Linked DNA regions of Homo sapiens: all the other regions are linked to region 2. A link is an interaction called in ENCODE POLR2A ChIA-PET data of the cell type or tissue named here. Cell type or tissue: HepG2. All regions are shown on one strand. Each heading gives the region's core, and the rest is flanking DNA. Links, peaks and the distances in the headings are about the cores only.

Region 1 (4,706 bases), core at 479-4,478, 220 kb before region 2:
GGACTAATGCAAGTACTCTATGTGTGAATATTTTATTATTATTGGTGTGAAGGTGATGGGAAGTTTCCCTAGTGCCTCTGACATCAGAGCATACAGGAAGCTGTTCACTGGATTGTCCTGAATTCCCAGAAAGTTTATTTTCATCTCTGCTATGATTTGCCCATTCATGAAATGAGAGGAGGGTTAGACTCCACTCTTCTAACTTAATTCTCCCAATCTCCCTGAACACTCCCAGTGGGTCATCCCTCAGCAACTGTGGATGCAGTACAGACCCAGGGAGCAGCATCCCGTGTTTCTTCTGGATCAGCTCCTTATTCTTCATCAAAACTCTAAGACCCAAACTCTCAGGTAAGTAAAAAAGACCAAGAGAGGAAAGATGAGCCCCATCCTGGTGAAATAGTGACATGAATATATATATATATATATATATACACACATATATATATGCTCATAAGTATATATATGTATGCTCATAAGTATATATATATGCTCATAAGTATATATATATGTTCATATATATATTCATGTCACTGTTTCATCAGGAAGGGGCTCATCTTTCCTCTCTTGGTCTTTTTTATATATATGTTCATATATACACGTTCATATATATTACGTTCATATATACACGTTCATATATATACATTCATATATATATGTTCATATATATACGTTCATATATTTATACGTTCATATATGTGTTCATATATATGTTCATATATATGTGTTCATATATATATATTCTTTGGGACATGAATGTATATATATTCCCAAAGAACAGCATAATCTCTCTAAAATGATTTAGCATGTCATCTACAATGTGAAATAAAATCTCAGAAGGACATAGTTGGAAAACTATAGGAGGCAAAGGTACAGTGACAAGAGGTGACACAGAAAATAGTGCTGGATATAGCTCCTTTTTTCTTATGAAAGAAAACAATAGAGGAGAACTTGATACTTACTCATCTCTATGTTACGAGCTGTTTCCAAGTATCCAACACACATTTTCTGTTGACTACTCATTACAGAACTGCCGGATGTATATTAAGCATAGCTTTTATTGCTGCAAGAGCTAAAGTTCAGAGAAATGAAAACTTGTGCTGAGATCTCACAGCAGACCCTGAGCATGCTGCTGGAGCTGGAGCCAGAGTCAATGGACATGTGGGTTGGAGTCATCCTTTATGTATTTTCTGGTCTCCAGCATGTTTCTCATTTGTAAAATGTAGATGATAATAGTGCACATGCCTGAATCTTTAATTCTTTTTTTCCTTTTGGCAGTTTTTGGAAAAACTCTATGCAGAAAAGTTGGTCCAATAAACCAAAATATGTTGAATAGATGTGTATTGGAGAGGCTGGTCTAGGACTCTTACATCTTATGAACTCTGTCTCAGGAGCAGAGACTGTGGGCCTTGGGATTTAGCCACTTATCACCACCAACTCATAAGAGACTTTGATGTGGAGGTCTTGAATCTGTAGTACAATTTAAAGTCTTTAAGACATTTTGTGACAGAGTTAGCCCTAATACTCATAAACTTTGAGGTCATGTGTCTCATGGAGTTGCGAGCTTCCATCAGTTAGCTGAAGGGAAATTTTCATGTTGCAATTTCAGCATCAGCAATCTTTTCCCTTGCAGAGGACCCTGCTCTTGATGCTTCTTTGCTTGTGTTGGGAATGTAGGACATGGGTGGAACAGTGAGCAGCTCACTGCCTGCGTCCATTTCTCCATGCAGAGCTCTTGCTGGGTGAACTAGAATTAGGACAAAAGGGTCTGCAAACAGCAATCTGTCATGAGTCTGAGTGAAAAGGAGAAAAAAGGGATCTGATTAGAAGAAACAAGTGGTGAGTTTTGTGTGTATCTTCTACATCAGTAGTTCTTCCGAGTCAGGCAGAGTTGTAGCCAGGGGAATGAATACTTGTTTAACTTAGTACAAGTTTACCTGAGATTAAGGGCAAGTTGAATACAGCCAGTATCTTTTGTTCCAATATTGACTTAGTCTTGTTGTCACAAATCAGCTATTGATATTTGGTGTCCCCATTAGTCTCAGGCAAGAGAGCTAATCCTTCTTTCATGTTTGTTTATATACCATATTTGGCCGGAGCTTGGGATGCACTTTTCACCTTGGTCTGCAAGTAGAGAGGCAAACACATGACCTCAGCACTTGAAGCCATCCTGGCTGGTCACTCTCTACTGTTTGTTTAATTTTGCTCCGACTCCAGCCTGCCTCCTAATCCCAGGTATTCGGACATGTTACAAAAAGAAAGAGACCCTGAGATCAAAGCACTGGTCACGATTTTACTAGGGGGCACCTCTGAAAGCACTTGTAGGCCTGTGTGCATGGAGTGCACTGTGATCTTTAGAAAATACTTTGCTCTCCAAATTGGGGCCAACAGATTTATCACCCTCTGGGCCCCAAAGCTCCAGGTCAGGCTAGGGTTATTTTTGTGTATTGTGTGCAAAGACATGGTAGTTCTTACAGAAACCTGAAGAGCAAATATTTAGAACATGCTTGAGGTATAAAAGAGACTTCTGAAAAGAAATTTTTATTTTAGCATTTCCTATAAAAAATAAGTTAACTTTATTGTCATCTGCTTGGGATCCTTGTCCTCTACAGATTTCTCTCTCAGCCACCAGTGTTGTAACGGTTCAAGATGATGGATGTTTTCGTCTTCTCTGTGGAATTTGAGTTTCTGCTCTGTGGCAGGCTAAATCTGTTACAAAGGAACTCTGAGGGACACTCTGATTGCTTTTATTAGTTGTATAAAGTACGTTTCAATAAAGGAGGGGTATCAACAAATGCAATATAAAAATATCTTTGTCTTATTCTGATTTTGTTGAAAAGGTGGTGATGATAATATGGTTTGAGACATGTCCGTTCATATCTGCAGCCTAGGGAATTGCTAGGTATACAGTACATCAATTTAGAGAACAGAATTTTGTAGACTTAAGTTCAAATCCTGACTTATTATCTATGTGACTTTGGGGAAGTTATTGTACCTTTTTTGGCTTCAATTTCAAAATCTATAAAGGGGAATAATATTGGTATTGACCTCATGGAGTTATTGGAAGCATAACAAATGTATATGAGATATTTCACATTGTATTATATTTTACATAGCATAGTCAATTAAGAGTTGCTTATTATTATTCACTCTTCGAGACCTGCATTTGCTCCTCACAGATGATCTTGACTTTTACTTTACAAAGGAGATTGAAGATCTACAGTATTTTTACCTCAAAACATCTCTGTATATCTATACATTAATTTTTAAAAAGTGTTAAAATCTTATATTTACTTTGTGCCAGGCTCTGTGTGAAGCCCTTTTCGCATATAGATCATTTACACTTATAGATATAGCCCTTTACGCATTTACAACCATGAGTCAATTCCATTTACCTTAAGAGAAAATTGAGGCTTAGCAAGGTTTATAATTTGCTGGTGTCATATTGTTCATATATGAACAAAAATCACCTAGTTCCAGAGCCTACCTTCCTATCCCTGGTGCCGTCGCACCTCCCTTCAGTGCATTAGAATTTGAGTTTTATCGATGATCATTTTGCGTATTCATTTTTTCCCTTTCTACTCATACTTTGACATCTTCCTAAATGAATGTTCAAATTTTCCTCAAATTCAATTAATCAATAAATTAACTAATTCTTCATTAAGCACTTATTTCTGAACTCTTCATTAAACATGTATTTAATAAAAGTCTTCATTAAACACTTATTTAATAAAAATCTTCATTAAACACTTATTTCTGAACTCTCTGTGGTGTGGTTTTTGTCCCACTGGCTGAGAAAGCAATCTCTCAATGGTCACAATTGAGTAGAAAAATCACTGTATATGAGCAAGAGAGTCTGTCAGGAGTCAGCTTGGAAGCTGTTACTATAGTCCAAGTGGGAGATGTTGGTAGCTAGGACTAAAGTATTCGTAGTAAAGATGGAGATGAATAGATGTATTTTATGATATTTTGGAAATATGAAAAAGTCATAAGGATGCACTAATTGATTTGATGCAGGAGGCAGGGGAAAGAAAAGGATAATGGTTGGCTCCTAATTTTTTGTTTTGAATAATTGGCGGATTATTTTGCTGTTTATGGGGAAGAGTAGGCTTTGAGTAGGTTTGGAAAACGTAGGAAAATTAGGTGTTTTGTTGTTTTGCTTTCTTCTGTGAGGGGGTTGTTGTGTGGATATATCAATGGATTGTAAAGGTCTAGAGCTCAGTGAAAAGTTGTCAACATGAAAATATGTGAAGCCATAGATGTGATCCCTTAGGACGAGGATGAGGACAGAGGAGAGAAGCCCCCCAGGAAAGAGTACCATCAGTTAGGAGCAAAGCAGAGAGGAAGGTAGCAATATGTAACAAATGTAATGGTCAGTGAGGCAAGAGGAAAATGATGAATGTTGTGCTGTCAGAAATTATATACACGTCCTTAAGATTTTTCTGAGCCTGTAATACTGGCAGAAGCTGCTATACTTTTATATACCCTGCCTCTACTGACTACAAGGCTTTCCTCCACTTCTCTGCTTGGCAAACTCTGATTTCTTCAAGACTTAGTTCAATTCCTCTGGAAGCCTACTTTGATTCCTTACCTCTCATTTCTTAGGCATTTCCACAGCACTGTGTCCCTACCTCTATCTTAGCCCCAATCATGGGGTACTTGGGATAGCATAATCAGTCTTAACTAAATCCCTGGTTCCATTAAGGTGA
Region 2 (4,706 bases), core at 345-4,344:
GAGCCTATGTGTATCTTTGCATGTGAGATGGGCCTCCTGAATACAGCACACCAATGGATCTTGACTCTTTATCCAATTTGCCAGTCTGTGTCTTTTAACTGGGGGCATTTAGCCCATTTAAATTTAATGTTAATATTGTTATTTCTGAATTTGATCCTATCATTATTATGCTAGCTGGTTATTTTGTCCATTAGTTATGCAATTTCTTTACAATTTGGCATGTTTTTGCAGTGGTTGGTATTGGTTGTTCCTTTCTATGTTTAGTGCTTCCTTCAGGAGCTCTTGTAAGGCAGGCCTTGTAGTGACAAACATCTCTCAGCATTTGCTTGTCTATAAAGGATTTTATTTCTCTTTCACTTCTGAAGCTTAGTTTGGCTGGATATGAAATTCTGGTTTGAAAATTCTTTTCTTTAAGAATGTTGAATATTGGCCCCCACTCTCTTCTGGCTTGTAGGGTTTCTGCTGAGAGATCCGCTGTTAGTCTGATGGGCTTCCCTTTGTGGGTAATCCGATGTTTCTCTCTGGCTGCCCTTAACATTTTTTCCCTTCATTTCAACCTTGGTGAATCTGACAATTATGTGTCTTGGGGTTGCTCTTATCGAGGAGTATCTTTGTAGTGTTCTCTCTATTTCCTGAATTTGAATGTTGGCCTATCCTACTGGGTTGGGGAAGTTTTCCTGGATAATATCATGAAGAGTGTTTTCCAACCTGGTTCCATTCTCCCTGTCACTTTCAGGTACACCAATCAAAAGTAGATTTGGTCTTTTCACATAGTCCCATATTTCTTGGAGCCTTTGTTCATTGCTTTTCATTCTTTTTTCTCTAATCTTGTCTTCTTGCTTTATTTCATTAAGTTGTTCTTCAATCTCTTTTATCCTTTCTTCTGCCTGATCGATTTAGCTATTGATACTTGTGAATGCTTCACGAAGTTCTTGTGCTTTGTTTTTCAGCTCCATCAGGTCATTTACGTTCTTCTCTAAACCGGTTATTCTACTTAGCAATTCATCTGACCTTTTTTCAGGGTTCTTAGCTTCCTTGCATTGGGTTAGAACATGCTCCTTTAACTCGGAAGAGTTTGTTATTACCCACCTTCTGAAACCTACTTCTGTCAACTCATCAAACTCATTCTCTGTCCAGTTTTGTTCCCTTGCTGGCGAGGAGTTGTGATCCTTTGGAGGAGAAGCTGGTTTTTGGAATTTTCAGCCTTTTGGTGCTGGTTTCTCCCCATCTTCGTGGATTTATCTACCTTTGGTCTTTGATGTTGGCGACCTTTGTATGGGGTCTCTAACAGTCAGGCCCCTCTGCTGCAAGTCTGCTGCAGTTTTCTGGAGGTCCACTCCAGACCCTGTTTGCCTGGGTGTCACAAGCAGAGGCTGCAGAATAGCAAAGATTGTTGCCTGTTCTTTCCTCTGAAAGCTTTGTCCCAGAGGGGCACCTGCCAGATGTCAGCCAGAGCTCTCCTGTATGAGGTGTCTGTCAGCCCCTACTGGGAGTTGTCCCCCAGATAGGATACACGGGGGTCAGGGACCCACTTGAGGAGGCAGTCTGACCCTTAGCAGAGCTCAAAAGCTGTGCTGGGAGATCCATGCTCTCTTCAGAGCCAGCAGGCAGAAACATTTAAGTCTGCTGAAGCTGCACCCACAGCTGCCCCTTCTCCCAGGAGCTCTGTCCCAGGGAGATGGGGGTTTTATCTATAAGTCCCTGTCTGGGGATGCTGCCGTTTTTTCAGAGATGCCCTGCCCAGAGAGGCAGTCTGGCGGCAGTGGCCTTGCTGAGCTGCAGTGGGCTCCGCCCAGTTCAAACTTCCAGTTGTCTTTGTTTACACTATGAGAGTAAAACCACCTACTCAAGCCTCAGCAATGGCGGACACCCCTCCCCACACCAAGCTGGAGTGTCCCAGGTCGAGCTCAGACTGTTGTGCTGGCTACGAGAATTTCAAGTCAGTGGATCTTAGTTTGCTGGGCTCTGTGGGGGTGGGACCTGCCAAACCAGACCACTTGGCTCCCTGGCTTCAGCCCCCTTTCCAGGGGAGTGAACTATTCTGTCTTTCTGACATTCCAGGCACCACTGGGGTATGGGGAAAAAAAAAAAACAAAAACCTCCTGCAGCTAGTTCAGTGTCTGCCCAGAACAGTTGCCCAGTTTTGTGCTTGAAACCCAGGGCTCTGGTGGTGTAGACACCAGAGGGAATCTCCTGGTCTGCGGGTTGCGAAGACTATGGGAAAAGTGCAGTATCTGGGCCAGAGTGCTCCATTCCTCAGGCACAGTCCCTCACAGCTTCCCTTGGGTAGGGGAGAGAACTCCCCAACCCCTTGTGCTTCCAAGGTAAGGCAACGCCCCGCCCTGCTTTAGCTCACCCTCCATGGGCTACATCCACTGTCCAACCAGTCCCAATGAGATGAACTGGTTACCTCAGTTGGAAATGCAGAAATCATCTGCCTTCTGTGTTGATCTCACTGGGAGGTGCAGAGTGGACCTGTTCCTATTCGGCCATCTTGCCAGCAATCCATATTATTTCTTAAATACTTACTTGCATGAAAATCTAAAATTATCTCAAAATAATTTTAGTTTTTAAAAATGAGTCATTGAAAAATTTTTGAAAATCACCTTTCAAAAATTGGTTGAGATGAAGTAGCTACTTTGACAGACCAGTTCGGTGGTGCTGTTCTGAGAGTCTTTCATGGAAGTCTGCCTAAAGCCTTTCAAAGGTTTTCTAAGCACACAGTTCCCTGCATCACATTCCTTTTGCTTGAGACAGCTAGAGTGGGTGTTTGTTTGTTTTGTTATCGGCAACTGAACCCTCATGCTGATGCCCTGTGACTTCATAGTTCCATCACGGCTTTCTATCCAAGTGGGATGTCCTCAGTTTAAAAGTCTAAAACTGTCCAGAGATAGTTAGCTAAAGCATAGAACGGTCAGTGGGCCTCTCTCAGCTAGGACTCTCACAGGTATTGTCTGAAAGTGAAAGAAAAAGCAGGAAGAAACAATGGGGTCTTGGTTATGGGACATTTTTAATGATTTTGCTGGTGCAGAGATTGGGGTATTGATGAGAGTATAGGTTAAAAGTCCCAAGGAAACTTCAGGAAAACCTGAGCAGTGTTTCAAATTTCTAATACATTTAAACTCTTTGGAGTTTTAATGGAGACTTGCTCTTAGTGAAAAACTTGGTGAGATTGCATTGTGTTTCCCATAGGAAATTAAAAGCAGCTGAGAGATTTTTTTTGAGCTCCTATCTATCCTCCTCTCCATTTCTCAAAGGCTTAAGAAATTCCCCTCACAGTAAATAGAACAACATAGAAGTGTCCCGGACCCAAGGTGAATGAATTTGCTAGGCCATGGTCAGGTGCTATTGCAGCAACTGGAGTTGGGCAACGCGGCGCTCATGTTTAGAAAGGGTGAAGCCACAGCCACAGAGCTCTAGGGTAGAGCTGTCTTCTCAGTGGCCCTAGCCATCCTGTGCTCTGCTTCCTTTTCCCTTTCTCCCTACCCACCTTTCATCATCCTCAGAAGCCCATGTGTGTGAAAGGCAGCGGAGGAATGTGGGTGGGTTGACTTGTATAATTAAATCCATGTTGCCTTGTGTTCTTTAGAATTAATAAGGAATTCTTCCCATTGAAACTCACCATGACATCTTCCCTCTGACTCAGATTTCTTTTTTGCTTTTCTCTTCTTTCCTTGGCTAAAAGCATTAGACATGGGGCTATGGTTCAAATTAGCATCCTACATGTCTCTTCTGTCTGTCTTTGCTTAATTGAGCTTTTCTGTTCAGGGAAAAGTGTAGTTTGTTTATATTTCATTTTTCTTAAATTCCACTTATCTGTCTTTGTCCCTTTTCTTTCTTCTTTTAGAAAACTTAGGAAAAGAGAAAACAAGAGAGTTTTTCACCTTGCGTATGACTGTAAGGTTGGAGAAAGTGCACTGCTGGCCAAACCTTGACAATCCAGGTGTTGTTCTTTGAGGTTCTTTGTTCCCTGGATCTTCATATCCTGACACCAGGAAAACTGTGCTCTCATATACTTATCCGCTGAGGCCAGGAGAGCTGTGAGACGGGGAAAAATAGTGAACAAATGTTACTTCTACTTTCCTGGGTCATGTTGCGAAACACCTTTTTATTGGGGGTAATAATTTGACTTCATTTCCTTATAAAAGTGGATTTATGTGATGGATATGTGATATATATTTTTTGCCACCGTTTTTGCAGGATAGTGGTTGTATCAGTTAGGATTAGATTCACTGTGAATAACATAAACCCAAAATAACAGTGGCTTAAACCTGATAAAAATTTCTCTTTCTGCTCATGTTGAAAAACAGCTGTAGCTGTCCTGGGCTAGTGTGGTGGCTCCACTCCATGAAGGCTTTCTTGGAGACCCAAAAGAAAGCAGCTCAGGGTGTCACCCTCAGCTTCATGGTCCATGTCGGCAGTTATTATGTCATCTTCAGAACAATCTTACAAACCCTCTGGAAGAGTCCATCTCCCTCCTTTACCGGCTCCTGACTTTTGACCACATGGAAGGTCTCAGTTTACTTTCATTCATGAGATTTGGGGTCATGGCACATATTTGAGTCTGACCTGTGCTGCCTATCAGATGTGCAAATCTGGGCAAATCACTAAACTTCTATGCATCTATATTTTCATCATATGGAAAATTGAAATTATAACGTATAACTCAGAGCAGTATAGTATAAGGATAAAAGACAATATGTAAA
Region 3 (4,706 bases), core at 326-4,325, 53 kb after region 2:
GTCTAAATGTACAGGGAGGTTTCCTATTTTAACCATGGTGGCCAGAGAACACCAAGCCTGTTCTCTACTCACCCATCAACAAATGGTCAAGAGAGTTGGGTTGCTCTGTTATGCAGATGGCCACAGAGTGATAGGTGTTTCCTGCATTTTCTGTGAGTGTCATGAAACCATGTCTAACAGAAGATGGGAGACTTTCCCTCATTAATCTGATGGAGCCCACATGTGATTCGACCTTCCTGAAATTTTAATGGCCTGTCCACACCAAGCCCAAGGTACTGTTACACACCATGGAATGTGGGTCACTAGGAGGACCATATGCTTAGTTGTATTACTTTTATATCTTCTAAACTAAACCAAGAGTCAAATGCTCACTGAAGATGACTGAGCACAGTATGTGAAAAGAGTAAGGAGAGCCCTGCTATTTCTGCAGGTGCCCATGCACTAAATACACAGCCCTGGGGCTTACAGCAGTTGTATTAGAGTTGGAAATATGCCATGTTGAACACCCTCAATGCCAGGGTCAATCTTGTGGCAGTGGTTCCTGGGTTCTATCTGGGGCCTTACTTTTAATCTATAAGAGTTGTCAGGCTAAAGTGGCAGTTCTCTAGGTGGGATGCCTTAAGTGATCATGCATTTATTAAGTATTCACTGAGTACATTTGGGATCCAAGGTTCTGTGTCTGGTTCCACAAGGGACACTTTGAGTGCCTCTCCGGAAACTCCCTGTGTAACAGATGTAAAATTCCATTCAATATCTAAGAGGTAGACCTCAAGGGAATTTCTCAAGTTTTTTTGGAGTGGTGAATAAAGTGAACATAGGCTCTTGCCTGTTCTTGGTGTTTATCAGAGAACAACAGAGGGTGCACCAGGGGTGGGGCTGTTATTGCTCTGGTAATGAATTTATCATTATTGGATTGGGTGCTAAGCAGACAGATGAGACACCACAGGCTGTGCAAGCCAAGTTGATTAGGGGGCCTACAGAGTAACTTGAGATACAGAAAGCGGTCCCAAGCCCTTTCTCCAGATGTGTCATCAGAGTACTATCTGGTGTTATTTGTTCTTTCTCTTTCTCTGTCTCTTTCTCTTTTCTTTCCCTCTTCCTCCCTATTTTTATCCTTCTTCCTTTCTTCAAGGAGTCTTCACAAGTATCTCATTTTATTCTCTAAACTTCCTGTTAATCCTCAGTGACTCCCGTTCTCTGAGTCCTGAATTCCTCATTTGCAGTTGAGGGGCTTTCTCTTAAGTCATATCCACCTTTTTCAGAGCAGGGGCCCGTGATGGCTTAGCCCAAGTGGGAGGCTGCCTGATTCCATCCCACACTGAATCTGAGCAGCATTCTCAGACACCAGCAAGCACCACCAGGTCGGAAGGAGGAGACCCACGAGGGAGCCGGAAGGACCATATGCCAGGATGTCCCATCTTAGTGTTACTAGTCTGTGTGATTTTGCCAGAGGTGGGGAACAACAGCAGCAACAGTAACAACAAAAACATTTCACCCTACTGCTTTGAGGCATTTTTAAAATACCTTGGATTTTGATGTTATGAAAGGAAGAAACAACATTTCTGTATTTATCAAAGGGGGTCAATACTTGGAGAAAAGAATAAATCGTTGCCATGCAACTCTCTTCTCCCCATCCCAACCTGCCCCAGGCTGATGTCTCAGGTAACCTCGACCACAGTGACCGCCATTCCTTGACATCTTGTCCTAGGTCCTGCACAAACATTCCTAGGAGCAGGAGCTCAGTTTTCCTAGGCAAGTGTTTGACCCAGGTGACTATGCATTTCCTAAGTTTAAAGGCTGATTCTTTTCACTCTCCTAAATCTCCCTCAGCCCTCGGCATGAGACTTTACACAAAAGGGAGATTTTTTTTCAACCTCTTTATAGCCGCTGCTTTTTAACCAATCAAATTTTGTGACAAAGGCAATTATACTCTTATTTCCCAGGGAAAATGTGCCCAGACACATAAGCCAACAACACCCACAGGCATTCACGCAAATATATGCATAGATGCCCAGAATGTCCACATAGACAGTCACAGGGAGGTGCACACAAGGATAGTGGGTTTATACATGGACACATGGACCCAGAAACAGATACCTCCCTGGGCTGTGCACACATCATACCCCACCCTTGCTGACATCACTGCCTTTGCTCAGAGCTCCTGGCTCTGCAGTTTGGGCTCAGTTCCTTCAGGCTGGAACCCAGCAGGACCCAGCCTGGGCTGGCTGGGCTGAGCTGTACTGGACAAGATGGGGCAGGGCAGGGCCAGCCAGGGCAAAGCCACAGATGAGCTCAGGTGTCAGACTCCGCCCAAGTGGGAGCTTCCTGAGTCCAGGATGACTCAGGCCCTGCCATACTCGGGTTACTCCAGCTTAACCGCCCTGAAATGGCCTTGCAGCCCCACTGACCACACCGTTCCTCCCCAGCTTTCCAGTGGCCAGATGTGTGGTATACATTTCACCCTAAGCCAAACACAGGGGCTTGCCCAGCCAAAAGGAACTAGAATCTGTGTGCCACTTCAAGACTCCAGAGAAGGGAGCCCTCAGTGTTTCTGCCTTGGCCAAAGGCTCCTAGGAAGCTGCCTCAAGGTTCTTTCAGGACTGGTTCTGGAGCAGGGACCCAACTGCCCAACTAATTTTTGAATTTTTTGCAGGGGCAAGGTTTCACTATGTGCACTTGTGGGTGCACAAGGGATGATTATGCATGGTAGTAACTCTAGCATCCTTTGATGCCTGGGCAAACAGAATGGCTTCCACTTTTATAAGTCCCAGGAACTCTCAGGTGTCCACATTTGGATCCAGGCAGGTTCTTTATCCATGGTGTGAGTGATTTTCATCGTTTCACATCACAAGCACTTAGAGGCCACTTGCCCTGTGGCTGGCTCGGCACTTGCTCAGACCGGGCCTTCTTCCTGGGAAGTTAAGTTTGGCTTGGGGAGTTTGGCAATCAGAAGAGTAAAGCAGCAAAAATAACAAAGGCCTGAACTTCAAACAGAGGGGGAATCAACTCCTGTGTATACCTCCAACTAGCCGTGTGACCAGAAAGTTACCCTAAGGCTCACTTAGCCCCCATTCTGTTCTCAGCTGTAAAGTGGGAAAATCTATTTAATCTATTTAACACAGCTTCTCTGAGAATTGTATGAGTTCTGTATATGATAACAATAGTGATAATGACAGATAGAATGGTTATTTCTTATTGAATGTTAACAATATAAAGAAATTGGACCAAACTTGGCAACATTTATGACTCTCCTCTGAGGTAACTTTTATTTTTATCCTGTTTAACTGTAGCTGCATTGGAATAATTTGTCAATAAAGTATGGGAAGATGAAGACAGAACTCCATGAGGTATTTAAATTTTACCAGAGGCTCTTGAACAGGAAAATGCTTACAGTTCTCAATGAGTGAATCTCAAATGATGAAATTTTATACAACATGATAGGGAGAAAGGAAGACAATTTTTTTAATGAGACAGTATCACTCTGTCACCCAGGCTGGTATGCAGTGGCACGATCATAGCTCACTGAAACTTCAAATTCCTGGACTCCAGTGATCCTCCTTCTTCAGCCTCCCAAGTAGCTAGGACCACAGGTGCATGCTACCATGCCCAACTAATTTTTGAATTTTTTGCAGGGACAAGCTTTCACTATGTTGTCCAGGCTGGTCTCAAACTCTTGGCCTCAAGCAATCCTCCTGCCTCTCCAGAGCATGTGGTTTGCGGGACTTGCCTCAGATACTTCAGGGGCAATCAGAAACTGGTTGAAGCTGAACAGAGTAACCAATCTCACTGGTGCAAGTGACTGGTTCAGAAATGGATCCATCATCCTGCCTGGAAGTCAAATCCCGGGCTTTATATTGTTGTGAAAATAATCTTATCCTTGTTCTGGACTTAAAGTGGGAGTATGTGTATTCAGAAACTACTGATCTTGTAATCATTAAAAGAGAGTCTGACCAAGAAAGAAGCCAGCTTACAGGGTTTTATGTTAGATGGGGGTGAAAGAAACTGAGTCACAGAGACACCAGTTGAACCCATGGTTCAGCCTTGCCTAAAGCTAGACCTACAGTTGGATGTTTCGGTTACATTAAGCAATAAAATTCCTATGTAGATTTGGGCCAGGTTTTATAATTCTTGAAATCCAAAATTTCCAACTGATGCAATTTTTGGAGCCTTTGCATGGACTAAAACTGATCTTGAATTTTCATATAGTATAGCCGAGCTGGATGGATTACAGGATAGATGGGGCCAGGGCAGGAGCAGTGGCTCATGCCTGTAATTCTAGCACATTGGGAGGCTGAGGTGGGAGGACAGCTTGAGCCCAGGAGTTCAAAACTAGCCTGGGCAACAGAGTGAGACCTCACCTTGTTTTATATATATATAAATATATATATGGATAGATGGATGGATGGAAGAATAAATTAAAATGTGAATGAATGAATAATGGAAAGCAGGACTTTTGTTAAACTTTCTATATTGTGTTTTGTTAAACACAATAACAAGTATTGTGTTAGATTCTTTATATGACATTGCCAATGATGTAGACCAAAAACATATCTTGTTTATTCCTCATAGCAATTCTGCAAGACAATTATTGGCATCATTATCAAAGATGAAGAAATTGCAGTTTGAGGAGAGTGAGAGATAAAGTCAAACAACTGATACATAGAAATCAAAGGATTAGTGCAATATCTGTCATATGCCAAAGCCTG
Region 4 (4,706 bases), core at 337-4,336, 480 kb after region 2:
TAGTGACCACTACATTTAAAATTCATAATCTACTAATTAGTCTTTGCCTGCTGAAAGCCATTAAAGTGGATATAAAGGATTGTTGGAGCCAAGAAATCAAAATTTCCCTCCAGGCCAAACAGTTATTTTAAAACGTTTTCTTTGTATAATTTACTTCTGTATCAGAAACTCTTCTTGTAGTTCTGGGAAAAAAGTGGCCATGAAATTATATAAAATGAATTAAATATATAAGAAAACAGATTTTTAGCTTGATGAAAATAAAAATTTTATGAAGTGCAATCTGTTAGGGCTACTTTACCATCAAATTTTTTTTTGAAACCAGATAACTTTAGCTCTTTTGAAAAATCGGATTCCAATATCAAAGGACAAAATTTACTGCAAATGAGGGCTACACACACAAGTTCCAAAAGTGAATATTTCCTGAAAGCTTCTATTTTGATTGGAATGACACTCAGTGGTGATTGCTTTATGCAACAGTCTCTATTTTGCAATCAAGTCTTATAAAACGAGATTTTCTGCTAAAGACTGAACAAGGTAAGTGGAAGCATAAAGCTGAACCGAAAGTCTGGACACAAGGCAAAGAGTTAGGGTGAGATCTAGAGAGTTGAAAATTATCTGCATATGTGGCCAATTTGTGTCACTGACTTTCCGGAAAATGGCTCTGTAGAGAGACAGGGCTAGAACATATAACAAGTTTAAAAGAAAAAGCCCAAGCTACTCTGTTTGGGTACAGAATTGAAACTAACAATGAAACCAGAGAAAAATGGAAAGATAATACTAGAACTGTATTAGTCCATTCTCACACTGCTATAAAGAAATACTTGAGACTGCGTAACTTATAAAGAAAAGAGGTTTGATTGGTTCAGCATTCTGCAGGCTGTACAGGAAGCATAGTGGCTTCTGCTCAGCTTCTGGGGAGGCCTCAGGAAACTTTCAGTCATGGTGGAAGGCGAAAGGGAAGCAGGCACGTCTTACATGGCCAGAGCAGGAGGAAAAGAGAGGGTGGGAGGTGCCACACACTTTTAAACAGCCAGATCTAGTAAGAACTCTATCACAAGAACAGCACCAAAAGGATGGAAAGGATGGTGCTAAATCATTCATGAAGGATCCACCCTCATGATCTAATCACCTTCTACCAGATCCCATCTCCAACATTGGAGATTACAATTGAACATGAGATGTGGGTGGGGACACAGATCCAATCCAAAAAAAAAAAAAAAAAGAAAAAAGAGGGGGAAAGAAAATATATGAGATCCAAGCAAAAGGTCCAAATAAACAAGTGTTTATAATCAGAGTTCTTGTAAAGCACTCTGATAATTTCATACATTACTATAGCCTTATATTTTAAACATTATCTGGCTCTACTGAAGTCACAGCCCACGGAGTGGGACTGACAAATATACCAGCTATCGGGGTTATGTAAACAACCTTCAGTGCACTCTGTAGCCTAATTTACTGTCATAAACATTGTGGGAAGCAGAAATCTCTATGGCAGCTTGGTGTGGATATTCTCACTGTCAGCAGGGAAAATTCATTGCCTTCTCACAATGCTGAGACTCCAACAGCATTTACCAAGACAGATGACTTGGTGACAGACACACAGGCCGAAAGTTAATATTTAGCTCAGTGAGATGAAACATGAGAACATCAGAATTGTGCCCCTGGGCCAGTCCCTTGATTCTGCAGTCCAACTGACTGTCTCTGATGATGACCCCAAGAGTGAGTCCTGGAGGGCCAGCATGTCACATTCAGTATCAGCCTCAGAGGTCAGGGAAAGGTTCGATCACTCTGGCTTCCCTTAATAATCCATGCTATACCTATCATCTCCGAATGGATTGTAAGCACTTTGCAATCTACTTGTATTTTAGCCAGTACCACCTTTGAGGCTAAATGAGTTCCAGAAGTGTATTTACCTCCCTCTGCTGAAATAATACACACCTTACATTTATTCTAAACTTGCCATTCTTGAATATTCAATATTTGCATTTGTTAAACAAGCCTCAACTTATCCTCTCCATTCAATCATGACTTGGTAAACTTTGATTCTGTCCAAACACAGTCTTATCTTTCTCAATGAAAGGTCTTTTGTTTGGGACTGTATTTATATAGCTATCTCTTCTCCCACAACTTCCTCAATCTGTTAAATTGTCTTTCTGGATTAAAAAAAAAACAACACAGATCTTGATGATATAAGGTACCGTGCTCTCGGCCACAGCTCTCTTACCCTTTTTTATTTCTCTCTAGAATTGAAATTGAGTAACGTTTAACAGAAGGTGTCTGATTACAACAATGCCCTGGCTGTGAAGAGAACAAATTCAGAACTTTCTCCTAAGGAGAGAAGGAGCAAACTGTTACTCTCTTGTCAAATCCAGTTTTCTTTTAATCTCTGATAATGTTTCACATTGAACCAATGCCTTTAATATGACTTAGTGCTTTAGGAAAATAGTATCACCTCAGGATATTTAGGTAACTAAACCAGCAGATCCAATAAGTGTTATCTTTCAGAGTCAGCCTTCTGAAGGAGGCTAGATGCACATGTGAATGACTTTGCCATAGCACAGAATGCGTCTGGATCATACTTCTGGAAATTCCTCTGGAACCACTGTGTAAATGAAGCTATCAGGAAATCTCATTGCTTTGTAATCATGCTTTACTTTTGACTAAAAAGTAAAAACACCGAGAGTTCAGAGTTCATTTTTCAGACTTGTTTCCAAATGAATTGACCTTTTGTAAAAATCCATGTTCAAAGTAAGTCACCATTGAGGGTTAGCCTTTCTTTCCAACCTTACCATAACCATCTCTATCAGCAACTATTCCTGGAAACCTACAGGAAGTAGGCTCTGTGCTGCAAAGAGATAGAGCAATCCATTAAATATGGTTCCTACTCTTAAAGAGATTACAGCCCAGGTGGAAGCAAAACACAGGTGTAATATGAAAAGCACTAGATGAAGTATAAGGTATGTGAGGCTTGAGAGGAGTCTGAGCTGAAACAGCCTTAGGAGAAGTCCTAATGAGGAATGGGACTTGTGCTCAGCACAAACGGACTGGGAAAGCTGAACGTGTATGGATATCCTTCACAGGCTGACTAATCACACAAAGTGCAATGACTAGTTTGACTAAAAGTAATGAGAGTGGGACATGAACTCCACTACTGACTTAAACCTTGCTTTAAACAAGTTATTTAACCTCTTGAGTTCTCTAATTTCTTATGGTACCTGCACTACTCGTTCAAAATGGCAGACTGAACACATGCGTTGACTTCCTTCCTTCCCCCAACCCACCTAAATGACAAAAAGCAGCGGCATGCAGTTATTTGACACCCAGATGCATCATCTTTTAATACTCCCTTTTTATGACAAAATTGCTTTCAGTACTAATCGTTATTTCATTAATTTGTTTCACAGTTTGAAACAAAGGTTTACTTTGTATACAAAAATTTTCATTTAAAAATACTTAGTGAAATAAATCATGTATGAACTAAAATTAGTACTTACCACAAAAATATTACAGCTATTTGGTCTGTTGATCATTGTTTTCAATTTAAACACAAATAAAACTCAAAATTATCAGATAAAATGAGATAATGGAAGTAATTCAAGTTCTGTTTCTTCTTTATCATCACTGCACTGTCATTGTTCATTTCAAATCTACTCTTTTCAACGCAAGCATAGGTAGCACCATAGGGATTGGAGATACAAATGCTTCCGAAAGTGAGCTTGAATGCTTCCAAATCTTTAAGAACTTACTCTTGAGACAAACATAGGTAGCTGAATCCCTTTGTGTTGAAGTCAATTATGTAACTGGAAGATTTCCAAGTTAGCCTCTCTGTAGAATCCAATGTTTGTTACAGAACAAGCAGTAAAAATTACGCTTATTTGTGTTGGGGTCAACCGTGTAACTGGGAAATTTCCAAATTAGCTTCACTGTAGAATTCAGTGTTGTTAAAGAATAAGCAGGCAGTAAAAACTGTGGTTTTTTTCTGATACACATATATATTATTAAAACTCTACAGTAACCAAAGCAATTATTTAGAACTTAGATCAAAGAAAGTGGGTTTTTTGGTCGGGGGATTGGAGGAGGCCAGTTATCACTGACCTTGGTGATTATAAAAACCAGACTTCCTTTCAGTTGGTTTTATTATTGTGTTTAAATTCTCTACCAGCAATACATCTCCTGTTGCTTGCACCCAGAGCTTTCCAGCTGCCCCATCTTTAGTATGCTATCACAGTAAAGTGCACAAGGATATAAAGCCATAAAAAAGCACCAAGAATGGGAGTTACAGCCATTTAGAAAATCTTGAACAACAGGCTTATACTGCCTACTAACACTGGATGCAGGAGGAGGCTCCAGCTCAGGAGGAAGACCACCACATAAGTTTTTCCCGTATAATATTTTGGAATAAGCAATGTAGAGAGCATGGGAGAAGGGGCAGAAATTGAGATGATGAGTAAAGAGCCACCTGTGGAATTCTGCTGGGTCAGGAGATAATCCCTTCTCCACTCTCTCTGCCCCGTGCCACAGCAGTGTCTTCCCCCATGAAGGCCTGGGAGATGCTCCCAAAGGAATTAAGCAACCTGCTTGGGAATAATTTGCACCTACATGAAAGTTGGTCCCTCAAAGCTGGCTCTCTTCGTTGTGGCCCAGCAAAGGGAGAGACAGGGCAGCTTGACTGAGGTGAAGCCTGGCAGTCAGCACACCCCGAATTC

Evidence for each region. ChIA-PET counts read pairs that join two places held together with the same protein. Peaks named below come from ENCODE experiments on the same cell type or tissue, not always from the same donor. Only the 100,000 strongest peaks of a DNase experiment are listed, where the experiment ranks them.
Region 1: POLR2A ChIA-PET joins it to region 2 with 12 read pairs; 1 of 35 experiments calls an interaction of 5 or more read pairs at or near these places.
Region 3: POLR2A ChIA-PET joins it to region 2 with 8 read pairs; 4 of 35 experiments call an interaction of 5 or more read pairs at or near these places.
Region 4: POLR2A ChIA-PET joins it to region 2 with 7 read pairs; 1 of 35 experiments calls an interaction of 5 or more read pairs at or near these places.

What each region holds. Positions count from the first base shown.
Region 1 is chr2:18,798,576-18,803,281 of GRCh38, forward strand. All of the region lies in intron 4 of LOC105373456 (a long non-coding RNA gene), which reads left to right. Among named protein-coding and RNA genes, the nearest start is that of NT5C1B-RDH14, 210 kb to the left of the region's middle. In HepG2, for the core only: no CTCF peak of the experiment used is centred there; a DNase peak (open chromatin) is centred at 2,136; H3K27me3 peaks cover 318 bases.
Region 2 is chr2:19,018,450-19,023,155 of GRCh38, forward strand. LINC01376 (long intergenic non-protein coding RNA 1376) reads right to left here. Exons shown (of 4, transcript NR_135287.1): 2 at 3,885-4,038. The region is part of intron 5 of LOC105373456 (a long non-coding RNA gene); the gene reads left to right. Among named protein-coding and RNA genes, the nearest start is that of LINC01376, 6.2 kb to the right of the region's middle. In HepG2, for the core only: no CTCF peak of the experiment used is centred there; DNase peaks (open chromatin) are centred at 1,802, 2,762 and 3,372; H3K4me3 peaks cover 1,860 bases.
Region 3 is chr2:19,071,458-19,076,163 of GRCh38, forward strand. The region is part of intron 5 of LOC105373456 (a long non-coding RNA gene); the gene reads left to right. LOC124907739 (a long non-coding RNA gene) reads left to right here and starts at 4,378. Exons shown (of 2, transcript XR_007086236.1): 1 at 4,378-4,706. In HepG2, for the core only: no CTCF peak of the experiment used is centred there; a DNase peak (open chromatin) is centred at 2,314.
Region 4 is chr2:19,503,116-19,507,821 of GRCh38, forward strand. The region is part of intron 5 of LINC01808 (long intergenic non-protein coding RNA 1808); the gene reads left to right. Among named protein-coding and RNA genes, the nearest start is that of LINC01808, 37 kb to the left of the region's middle. In HepG2, for the core only: no CTCF peak of the experiment used is centred there; DNase peaks (open chromatin) are centred at 1,646, 2,046 and 2,676; H3K4me3 peaks cover 1,402 bases.